Linked DNA regions of Homo sapiens: region 1 is linked to region 2. The links are chromatin loops, found by intact Hi-C in ENCODE. Cell type or tissue: B cell. All regions are shown on one strand. Links, peaks and the distances in the headings refer to the core of each region. The heading gives the core; the rest is flanking DNA.

Region 1 (5,000 bases), core at 1-5,000, 280 kb after region 2:
CTTTCTTTCCTTCCTTCCTTCCTTCCTTCCTTCCTTCCTTCCTTCCTTCCTTCCTTCCCTTCCTCCCTCCCTCTTTCTATTTTCTTTTCTTTCTTTCTTTCTTTCTTTCTTTCTTTCTTTCTTTCTTTCTTTCTTTCTTCCTTCCTTCCTTCCTTCCTTTCTTTCTTTCTCTCTCTTTCTCTCTTTCTCCCTCTCTCTCTCTTTCTCTCTCTCTCTCTCTCTTTCTGTCTCTGTCTCCCTTTCTCTGTCTCTCTCTCTTTCTCTCTCTCTCTCTCTCTCTCTCTCTCTCTCTCTCTTTCTCTCTTTCTTTCTTGACGGAGTTTCGCTCTTGTTGCCCAGGCTGGAGTGTGACGGCACAATCTCTGGCTCACCGCAACCTCTGCCTCCTGGGTTCAAGCGATTCTCCTGCCTCAGCCTCCTGAGTAGCTGGGATTACAGGCATGTGCTACCACACCTGGCTAATTTTGTATTTTTAATAGAGACAGAATTTCTCCATATTGGTCAGAGTGGCCTCGAACTCCCGACCTCAGGTGATCTGCCTACCTCAGCCTCCCAAAGTGATGGGATTACAGGTGTGAGCCCCGCGCCTCACCCAGCCTCAGGTATTTCTTTATAGCCATGTGAGAATGGACTAATACACACACCCACAATAAACCACTACTCTGATTTCTACTTCCATAGGTTAGTCTTGAGATTAGCCCTGCTTGTCCTTGGACTTCTTATAAAAAAGATCATAGCATATTTAGTCCTCTGTGTCTGGCTTTCCTGGCTCCTTGCTGGATCAGTAAATGTCTCCATGCTGTTTATTGTAGCAGTGGTCCATTTTTTTTCATTGTTACATAGCTTTCCACTGCATGCATAGACCTCAATTTACTTTTCCATTCTATTCCTAATGGATATTTAATATTATTTATTTATTTATTTTTTGAGGTGAAGTCTTGCTCTGTCGCCCAGGCTGGAGTGCAGTGGTGCGATCTCAGCTCACTGCAAGCTCCGCCTCCCAGGCTCACGCCATCCTCCTGCCTCAGCCTCCTGAGTAGCTGGGGCTACCGGCGTCCGCCACAATGCCTGGCTAATTTTTTTGTATTTTTAGTAGAGACGGGGTTTCACCGTGTTAGCCAGGATGGTCTCGATCTCCTGACCTCATGATCCGCCTGCCTCGGCCCCACAAAGTGCTGAGATTACAGGCGTGAGCCACCACGGCCAGCCTAATATATTTTTCTATTAGGCATACAATTGCCATGGACATGCATACACGTCTTCTGGTGAATGTACATACTCATTACTCTCGGGTAAGTTCCCAGGGTGGAAGGACTGGGTAATAGGGGAGGTGGATATTTATTTAACTTTAGTAGATGTTTCCAGACATTTTTCACTGTGGCTGTAGTGACTTGCATTCCCATCAACAGCATGGGAGTTAACAGTTGTCCTACGCCGTTGCTAACACTTGGTATTGTCTGTCTTTTGACATTGTAGCTATTTGGTGGATGTGTGGACGTATCTCATTATGGCTTTAATTTGCATTTTTCTTAGGAGTCATGACATGAAAAATATTTTTACATGTTTATTGGATGTTCAGATCTCCTCCTTTGTTAAGGTTTGTTGAAATCCTTTGTTCCTTATCTAATTGGGTTGCCTTTTTCTTACTGATTTTTAGGAATTCTTTGTATCTTCTAGATACAAGTCACTGTCAAGTATACGGTATTACAAATGTCTTCTTCCCATCTGAGATTTGCCTTTTTACTCCCTTCCACTTTCTTAATGATGCTTTTGATGAATAGAACTTCTGAATTTTAGTGAGTTTGAATTATCATTCTTTTCTTTCATGGTTCGATTAAGAAATTGCCTATCTCTGCATGCAGTTTGATGGTTTCTGTGAATCAAGTGGTTAAAGTGTTGCTGAAACACCAGGGGTTCAGTCTAGGTCCTGCTGCTTGCTACACAGAAAGCCGATCATTGATACAACAAGTATTGTCAGGGAAGAAAGCTTTAATCAGATGCTGCAGGAGTATTGTCAGGGAAGAAGACTTTAATCAGCTGCTTCAGCCAAGGAGATGAGAGATCAGCCTCAAATCCGTCTCCTTGACTAACGAAAATTAGGAGTTTACATAGCAGGTACAAAATGTAACCATGTATGGGAAGACAGGAAATAGGGAGGGGTAAGGAAGAGGAGTTGCTCAATAGGGAGCAAGTGATGGCTTAGGCAGACATGGGTGAGGGGTCTGGTGTTTCATTGTCTAAATGTAGTCATCTGGTGAGTTTCAGTTCCTTGTTACTATCTGGGAGGCCTGATGGTTGGTTTCCTGAGAAAGAACTCAGATAAGACAAATGTAACTTTCTCAAGCTTTGAGACCAAACAGGGAGGATCAGGTTTTATGTTCATTCAGAAAAACCCTAAGCATCAGCTCTATGGGACATTTGGGCTAGTTTCAAAAGATAGGCAGGTGGTGCAAACCAGGCCACTGAGAACCTGTTTCCAAAGCTAAACAGCTTGAACAGGAAGCACCAGGATTCAAACCTGGGCTTTCTGGTTCCAAAGAGCACACTCTTACCTGTTGCATTGTGCTGCTTCTTTACTAATCAGGACTCCTTTGGTTGTGAATGGTTGAAATATAGCTCTTAGGTTAAAAAGATAAATTATTGGTTCATGTACAAGATCCAGGATGTCTCGCTTCAGGCATGGATGGATCCAGGTGCTCACATGACATTATTAGCATTGGGTCCCTCCCTTCTTATGCCTCTACTTTCCTCTGTGTTGGCTTCATCAGTAGAAAGCCTCTTTCCTTTTGCAAGCACCAGCTATGGCAATAGCTTCTATTTTTCAAAGATGGCTACAACAATATCCCCTGTTTCAGGCACTCATTTACAACGTGGCCTTGATATTCCTCCTACTGAGAAGTCAGTCTATGTCCTCTCTCTTTCATGCTGGACAGGCTTGTGACTCATTGGAAACCAGTATATAGAGGTGAGAATGATGCTGCACAACTTGTGAGACTAGGTCAGAAAAAGCAGTGCAGCTTTTGCTTTGTGTTTGGGGACACTTGCCTTTGGAAGCCTGAGCTGACATGTAAGTCCTACTGTCCTGAGGCCGCCATGCTAGGAGGAAGCCCAGACTGTATGAAGAGGCCACATGGAGGTGCTGAGGTTGACAGCCTCAACTGAGGGCCCAGCTGATTGCCAGCAGCAACTACCAGATTGAGTGAAGAGGCTTCTAGATGGTTCCCTGTGTTTGATTTTTCCTAGCTGAGGCATTGGACATTGTGGTGTAGCGACAAACCACTCTGCTTTGCTCTGTCTGAATTCTGGACCCACGGGACCCATGGAATAATGAAATAGTTATTTTGAGCTCTTTGATTTTGGAACAATTTGTTATGCAGTAAATGGAACACCAGGTGTATCTTCTTTCAGCCCTTTCAGCCCTACCAGAAAGAGGGTCTTCTTGCCAACTGTTCTCAGGCAGGGTAATCCTTGGGCCAGGCTGGGTCACATTCCATCCTAAGTCAATTGCTGTGGCTAGGAAGATGTGGTACACGGATGGGCCAGACCTGGGTCACAGGCCCACCGGGAGTGGACCAGCCCTGGGAACTGCCACATGGATTTGGGGAAAGGAAGAGAGGCTTTCTCAAGGAAAAACGGAATTATATGGAAAAAAATTGTAGATGGAAGATGGGAAGATGGGCAGGGAGAACCAACAGCTGCTCCTTCAGTAGTTTACTATGAGGTCACTGTCCTTTGCTTGTGGAAATGAGAAGTGCCCAGCAGTGAGTGACTTGTCTGTGTGTTTGGGCAGCTCAGCTGTTATGGGAGCAGGTAGGAGGGGCAAACCCAGGACAGGCTTCCAGGAGAGCATGTGGCTGTGCTGACTTCATGATGATGAGGACTCAGACAGGCAAAAAGAGCAGGAAAAGGAGTTCCAGGCAGGGGAATGGCATGTGCAAAGGCCTGGAGGCAAAGATGGTGCAGCAAGTTGGAGAACCTGAGTGAAGTTCAGTGGGGTTTAAGCCGAGTGTTAGGGTGAGGATGACAAGGGAAGAAGGCAGGGGTTGGGGCTGTAGGGGCAGACAGTGGCAGGGCCTTCTCAGCCACATGTGGCACTGGGGGTGTCTTTAAATGCAGTGGGAGACCTCAGTGAGGTTAGCAGGGATGTGACGTGACCATAGAAGGTCCCTCTGTCCATGGTATGGGGGATGAGGAGGAGGGGCTGCCCAGGGCCAGGGTGGTCTGTGAGGTGGGTGAGGCCATCATGTAGGTGAGAAAGGATGGTCACCTGAGCTAGCAGGGTGATGGCAGAGGAGGAAGGAATAGAACAGAGCCAAGAGCCATTTAGCAATCAACTCAGTAGGACTTGGGTTTGAGACAAGAGGGAGAGGGAGGAGATAGGGGATAAGAGAGCTGCCCAGGGTTCTGGATGGGCCTGGAGGGACGGGGTCACCAGTCACTGAGGCGGTGACCCCCAAAGAGCCTACATTTGGGGGTGAATTTATCGGGCTGAGTTGAAGGTGCCATGGGACACCCATGTGGACCTGCAGGTCTGAAGCCAGGAGAGTGGTTGGCTGGTGTGGCTAAGGAGTCCCCTGTGTGTCTGTGACCCCATGTGTCTGTGGTCTAAGGGGGGCTGAGACCCCCAGGAGGGGAAGCAGAGTGAGCGAGAGGCAGACTCAATGGAGGGACCCCCTGGATTTAGGAGCAGGAGAAGAAGAGGACAAGGGTGGCAGAGAAAGCCTGGCTGAGCATGGGAACAAGAAGGGGGCCTTCATCAATTCCTGCTACTATGACAATATGCCTGAGACTGGGTAGCTTATAAATAATAGAACTTTATTCCTCACAGTTCTGGAGGCTGGGAAGTCCAAGACAAAGGCGCTGACAGGTTCAGTGTTTGGTGAGGGCTGCTGTCTGTGTCCAAATGGGTAGAAGGGTGCCAGTCACATCCAGGAGCTTGGCCTCATGCTGGAATCACCTCCTGAAGGCCCCGGCTCTTAACACTATCACGTTGGCAATTG
Region 2 (6,347 bases), core at 1,348-6,347:
GGGTTTCTATAGTGGATATCTGTTTTATTTTTCTGCCCAGAATCCATTCTCCTGTCTTTTCATAATTGTGCCTTCAGTCACCAAAGAGGGAGGGAACCAATCTTTCCCCTTTCTCAGCCTTACATGTTCTGATGAGGCTCTTTCTAGCTCTGAATCCTGGACCAGGCCCATGAGGTTGGCCTGGACAATCAGGGTATCTCCTTTTGCCTGGCTGCTGTGATTGGGTGAAAGAGACATAAGACCCTAGATGAGCCAATGAGAGCTTTCCCTGGAACTTTTGCTGGAGCCCTTGGAAAGAGGCCTCTCTTTCAGCTGGGGTCACCACACTGGGGAGATGGACCTGTGGGGGCCATCTTGCCATCACAAAGAGGGAACCTTCCTAATAAAGCCAACCCAATGACAGAAAACGCAAGAAGCAGAAAGACAGGGTTCTGACAGCGTTTGAGCACTGGGACCTGGCAAAGTTTGCCTGAACTAATTTCGATTATGTTTCTTCATGCTGGATAAATGAGATAGTAATCTAAATTCCATTTTGTTTTTATTTTTTTGCTGACTTCAAGCCTAAGGCCCAAGAGTTCTCCATCTGTTCATTTTTTTTATTCGTTTGAGTTGAGGTTTCACTTGCCCAGGTTGTAATGCAGTGGCACGATCATGGCTCCCTGCGGCCTTAAAGGCCTGGGCTTAAGTGATCCTCCCATCTTAGCCTCTCAAAGAGCTGGGACCACAGGTGTGTGCCACTATGCCTGGCCAGTTTTTAAAATTATTTGTAGAGACAGGGTCTCTCTATGTTGCCCAGGCTGGTTTTGAACTCCTGGGCTCAAGTGATCCTCCCACCACAGCCTCCCGAAGTGCTGGGATTACACGTGTGAGCCACCGTGCCTGGCCTTGTTCAAATCTTTACTGAGTACCCAATACCTGCCTGGTGCTATTTTTGGATGGGCAGCAAACAAAACATGTAAAAAACAAGTTCACTCGCCAGGTGCAGTGGCTCACGCCTGTAATCCCAGCACTTTGGGAGGCCGAGGCAGGCAGATCACTTGAGGTCAGGAGTTCGAGACCAGCCTGGCCAATATGGTGAAACCCTGTCTCTACTAAAGTACAAAAATTGGCTGGGTGCGGTGGCTCATGCCTGTAATCCCAGCACTTTGGGAGGCTGAGGCAGGTGGATCACTTGAGGTCAGGAGTTCAAGACCAGCCTGGCCAACATGGTGAAACCCCATCTCTACCAAAAATGTAAAAAATTAGCCGGTTGTGGTGGCATGCAACTGTAATGCCAGCTACTTGGGAGGCTGAGGCAGGAGAATCGCTTGAACCTGGGAGGTGGAGGCTGCAGTGAACCAAGATCGTGGCACAGCACTCCAGGCTGGGCGACAGAGCAAGACTCCGTCTCAAAAAAAAACCAAAACAAAAAACGAAAATTAGCTGAGTGTAGTGGTGGGTGCCTGTAGTTCCAGCTACTTGGGAAGCAGAGGCAGGGGAATTGCTTGAACCTGGGAGTTGGAGGTTGCAGTGAGTCAAGATCATGCCACTGTACTCCAGCCTGGGTGGCAGAGTGACAGTCCATCTCAAAAAAAAGAAAAAAAAAAAAGTTCACAAACATGCAAGATAATTTCAAGGGGGCGAGAAGTCCTAAGAAGAACATAAAGCCGGGTGTCATGGTCGAGAATGAGAGGGTTGAGGAGTACTAACCGACACAGGAAGGGCAGGAAGGAAGAGAGAATGGATGGAGGAAGTTCTCCGCAGTGTGTGAACAACGCTCTAGACCAGGGATCCCCAACCCCTGGGCTGCAGACAGGTAGACAGGTAGCGGTCTGTGGCCTGTTAGGAACTGGGCTGCATAGCAGGAGGTGAGTGGCAGGCGAGTGAGCAAACTTCATCTGTATTTACAGCCGCTTCCCATCACTTGCATCACTGCCTGAGCTCTGCCTCCTATCAGATCAGCAGCAGATTATCATAGGAGCGTGAACCCCGTTGTGAACTGTGCATGCGGGGGATCTAGGTTGTGCACTCCTTATGACAATCTAATGCCTGATGATCTGTCACTGTCTCCCATTGCCCCCGGGTGAGACCATCTGGTTGCAGGAAAACAAGCTCGGGCTCCCACTGATTCTACATTATAGTGAGATGTATAATTATTTCATTACATATTATAATGTGATAATATTAGAAATAAAGTGCACACTAAATGAAATGCGCTTGAATCATCCCAAAACATCCCTCACCCCCAGTCCGTGGAAAAACTGTCTTCCACGAAACCGGTTGCTTGTACCAGAATGGTTGTGGGCCAGTGCTCCAGACAGAGGTAACTGCACATACAAAGGGCCTGGGGCAGGAATGGACCTTGGAAGTTCTGAGGAACAAAGAGGCTAGGCAGCCTGAGTGCTGTCACCAAGGAAGGGACAGATAGGAGATGTGGACAGAGAGGTGAGCACACCCAGGCCAAACAAGGTCTTGGCAGCCCTGGCGAGGAGATGCCAGTTTATCCAAAAAGCAGTGGGCAGCCGTAGGAGGTTTTCAGCCGGAAGTGATGTGGTCAGGTTTACAATTTTTAAAAGTGTCCTCCGGCTGTGGGTGGGGAGAAGGAATGGCCAGTTGCTGGGGACAAACAGGGACAAGCAGATCGCCAGGGCGAGAGGCGAGAGCTGCTTCTGTCTTGCCACTCCATGCATTCCTGTCTTCCGCCTGCCTGTTTTTAGTGAGGCTGTGGCTATTGAGGAAGACTGGGCTGCGGGGGACACCAAGGCCCTGCTGACTGGTTGTAGCAGGGCCAGGCGGAGCTCTGGGTGTTGGTGGCATGGAGGGCGGGCTGCCTGTGCCTAATTAAATGCTGGCTCCAGCCATCCGCTCCCTAGAAGGGTCTTGCAGCTCCTGCAAATGAGGATGAGGCCCATTCATTCCCTGGAAACTCAATTAGCTGGGTATGGAGGGCTCCATCTCTAGTGACAGGTTTTATTGCCTGCTGAGTCACCACGAGGACAAGCTGTGTCTTAAATATCTGTCTTGTGCCTTTTAAAGTGTGGTTTTGTTCAGAGGGATGGACTAGAGGAGGGGGAGAAAATCCACAACAGACCCTCAGAACAAGGCCTGTCACTCAATGGATATTTAATTATCGCCTTGGAGGAATCTGACACTACTTGCACCTTTCAAAGAGCTGTTCTCAGCGCCATCAGACTGACCTCCCATTTCTATGACAAATATTTTGTAGAGCGCCCTTGTTTTCTTGAAAGGAAATTTATAGGTAACAAAAGCTACCTATGCATGTCATTTCCACAAAATCAATATAATGCTCTAACTGCAATCTACAGGGAAAATAAAAGGAAAGCAATTTATAATGAAGATAAATTTCAATATGAAATTCCCCCAGCACATCCATCAAGAAGGCACAACACAGTAGTCAGGCAGACGCCTGCACCTAGACACAGATTCACTGGGAATGTGACAATTACAAGGGCAGCTGGGTGGGCGGGCGACATTTGCCATTCAAATCCTTTGGCGTAGCACTGTCATCGGGGATGGGACTTTCAGAAATAAGGAATGACTCTTGGGAAAGTTTTGCACTCAAGTATAATATTGCCTCCATTTTCTTATTCCGTACATTCCTGGGAATATGCAAAAACCCTCCAGTATTTACATATAAAATAGACGTAGGTTCAAGACTCAGATGACAATAAACATAAAATAATCTACCCATATGAGTGATGTGGTAGGAAACTCAGAAGCTATGTGGAATACAATGCAATGTGGGGGCCACGTGGACTCTGCTGTGCAGAGCAGGACATCAAAGTCCTTCTTAGTCTCCGCCCCCAGGAAGCCAGCAAAGTCAAATCCTTCACCATCACCGGCAATGCAGTCACAGAGTTTAACCCCTAGGGGGCGGTGTGCTCCCTTGAGAACCACCAGCTTAGAAAGAAGTTTGCAAGCCGGTGGCCTGCAGACCAATCCATCCCTCAGGTGTGTTTGCTGTGGGCCTGCCCGGTGTTTTCAGTTGCTCATTCTTAAAAAGTAGAGTGAACAGTCCACAGTTGAAATCTGGGCACCCCCTCCCCACCCAGCCTGCCTCTCTGCTTTGGGCTACCTGCCAGCCCTCTATGCATTTGGAGCCCCCAGGCTAGAACGGGTTCACACAGGGATGACAGAGGAAGCCCCGCTCCCGGCCTCGGTGTAGGAACTCGGTTTCCCTTCATTTGCTCAAATCCCCTGCGACACGGATGGATTCCCAAAGGACTCGCTGTGTGGGCTGGCACAACCTGCTGGCCCCGGGATGGATGGTGTCTGCTGCTCGGAGAACAGGAACCTGTCCTGAGACCCTGACCCGAGACCCAGGAAGGTTTGGGAAGACAGATCAAGGTACTGGGAGCATAAGGGGAAGTGAGTGCAGGGATGAGGAGGAGGAGATTGGATTACAGATGAGGAATCACGGAAAGCACTCACCTAAAGTTCGACAGCCACCACCCCCTGCGTTTTTATTGCCCCTTCTCAGTGCTGTGTGTCACTCCCCACTCCCAAAAGATTTTGTTTGATTAGGCTTTATTCTTCTTTCTTTTTTAGAGACAAGGTCTCACTCTGTTGCCCAGGCCGAAGTACAGTGGTGTGATCATGGCTTACTGCAGCCTCAAACTCCTAGGCTCAAGTGATCCTCCTGCCTCAGCCTCCCAAGTAGCTGGGACTACAAGCATGGACTACCATGTCCAGCTAATTTTTTTTTTTTCAAATTTTTTGTAAAGATACAGGTCTTACTATGTTGCCCAGGCTGGTCTCAAACTCCTGGCCTCAAGAGATCCTCCTGCCTCGACCTTTCCAAGTGCCGGGATTACAGGCCCAGCCATAGGCTCTATTCTCCTGCTGTCCAAGAGTCCTTTCTGTGCCAATGGAAACATTCTCTATGTGCATTATCCAGTACAGAACCCATGTGCGCCTACTGAATACCTGAACCATGGCTAGTGCACCTGAGAAACTGAAATGCTAATTGTAATTAACGTAAAGTTAAATAGCTCCCTGTGGCTAGTGGCAACGGTACTGGGCCATTTGGCTCCAGCCTAACTCATTCCAGAATGTTCAGGGAGTCACAGCTAGCACCTAGGAGAGGACTACAAAAGGTCTCATGCACTCTGAAACCCCCGGAAGCCTCTTGAGGCCCAGGAGACAGGGTGTGCCTGTCTGTCACCACAGTCACCCTTCCCTCACTTTTGACCCTGCAGCTGTTTCAACGCCCACTGCAGGTGGAGATTCCTTGAGAGAAACCATGGTTGGGAAGGGAAGGCTACGCATGGAGCTGATCTTCAGGGCGGCCACACTGCTCCCCACCCAGGACCACAGCTGGGGCAGTGAAGAGGGGAAGAGCGGCAGGTTTGCTCAGTTTGACATCGGCTCTGCAGCCTTTATGGGGGGGGGCGGGGTTTAATGTGTGAAAGAAACCAGCCGTCACGAGATGAATGTGTTCCCCAAAATATATGCTCAAGTCCTTGCCCAGGTACCTGTGAGGGTGACCGTGTTTGTAACATGGTGTTGTAAGATGAAGTTACGCTGGATCAGAGCGGGCTCTAGTCCAATCACTGGTGTCCTGACAGAAGAGGGAAATTTGGACACTGATTCAGAGAGGAGCAGGCCACGGGAAGAGAGGGACCCACAGGGAGGAGGCCGCATGAAGATGAAGGCAGAGGCTGGAGTGATGTGGCCACAAGCCAAGGGGTGCCAAGATTCCCAGCAACCCCCAGGAACTCAAGGGCAAAGGACCCTCCCCTGAAGCCTGCAGGGAAAGCGTGGCCCTGATGATGCTTGATTTTGGGGTTCTGGCTCCCGGAACTGTGAAAATCGCCTTTTGTTCTAAGCCACCCAGTCTGTGGTCCACTAGGGAAGTGGATACACCTGCTAAGGGGGTGGGACAGAGAGGGTGTCGCCTGGAAACAATCGGAAACCCTGCCCCATCGGCCTCACATCAGCTTCCTCTTTCCCCGTGGCCACTTCCTCTTACGGCGCAGGGAACCTCTCCTCCTGGGTTTGTGGGCACAGGTCACGTATCACTCAGGGTGGCGTCTTATCACAGGCACTGGGTGACTAGTGCTTAGATGTCACAACACTGCTGCACAGATGGAGAGACTGACGCCCAGAGGGGATGAGGTCTCAGCTCAAGGTCACAAGGGCGCTTAAGGCGGAGTCTAATTCTTTAGACTCTTGCTCAAAACAAGTGCTTCACTTATTTTGAAATCTGAGGTCTTAGAGAAAGGAAGTGACTATCAAATTAGAGGAAGAAATTTCGCTTGAAGATGTGCACGGAGGCGGCAAATCCGTGCCTCTCGAGGACACGCTGGGTCAGCCTGGGTCCCAGGAGGGGCTGTGCAATTCCCGTG

What was found. Peaks named below come from ENCODE experiments on the same cell type or tissue, not always from the same donor. Only the 100,000 strongest peaks of a DNase experiment are listed, where the experiment ranks them.
Region 1: it touches region 2 in a loop (5-fold over the local background); 1 of 110 quality-filtered maps calls a loop at or near these places.

Annotation. Positions count from the first base shown.
Region 1 is chr20:48,000,528-48,005,527 of GRCh38, forward strand. The region is part of intron 1 of LOC107985436 (a long non-coding RNA gene); the gene reads left to right. Among named protein-coding and RNA genes, the nearest start is that of LINC01522, 13 kb to the left of the region's middle. RefSeq lists enhancers at 2,232-2,401, 2,412-2,461. In B cell, for the core only: no CTCF peak of the experiment used is centred there; a DNase peak (open chromatin) is centred at 2,254; H3K4me3 peaks cover 1,042 bases; H3K27ac peaks cover 1,255 bases.
Region 2 is chr20:47,721,677-47,728,023 of GRCh38, forward strand. All of the region lies in intron 3 of SULF2 (sulfatase 2), which reads right to left. Among named protein-coding and RNA genes, the nearest start is that of SULF2, 61 kb to the right of the region's middle. In B cell, for the core only: CTCF peaks have their summits at 3,866 (motif pointing right) and 4,065; DNase peaks (open chromatin) are centred at 3,885 and 6,025; H3K4me3 peaks cover 1,094 bases; H3K27ac peaks cover 1,411 bases.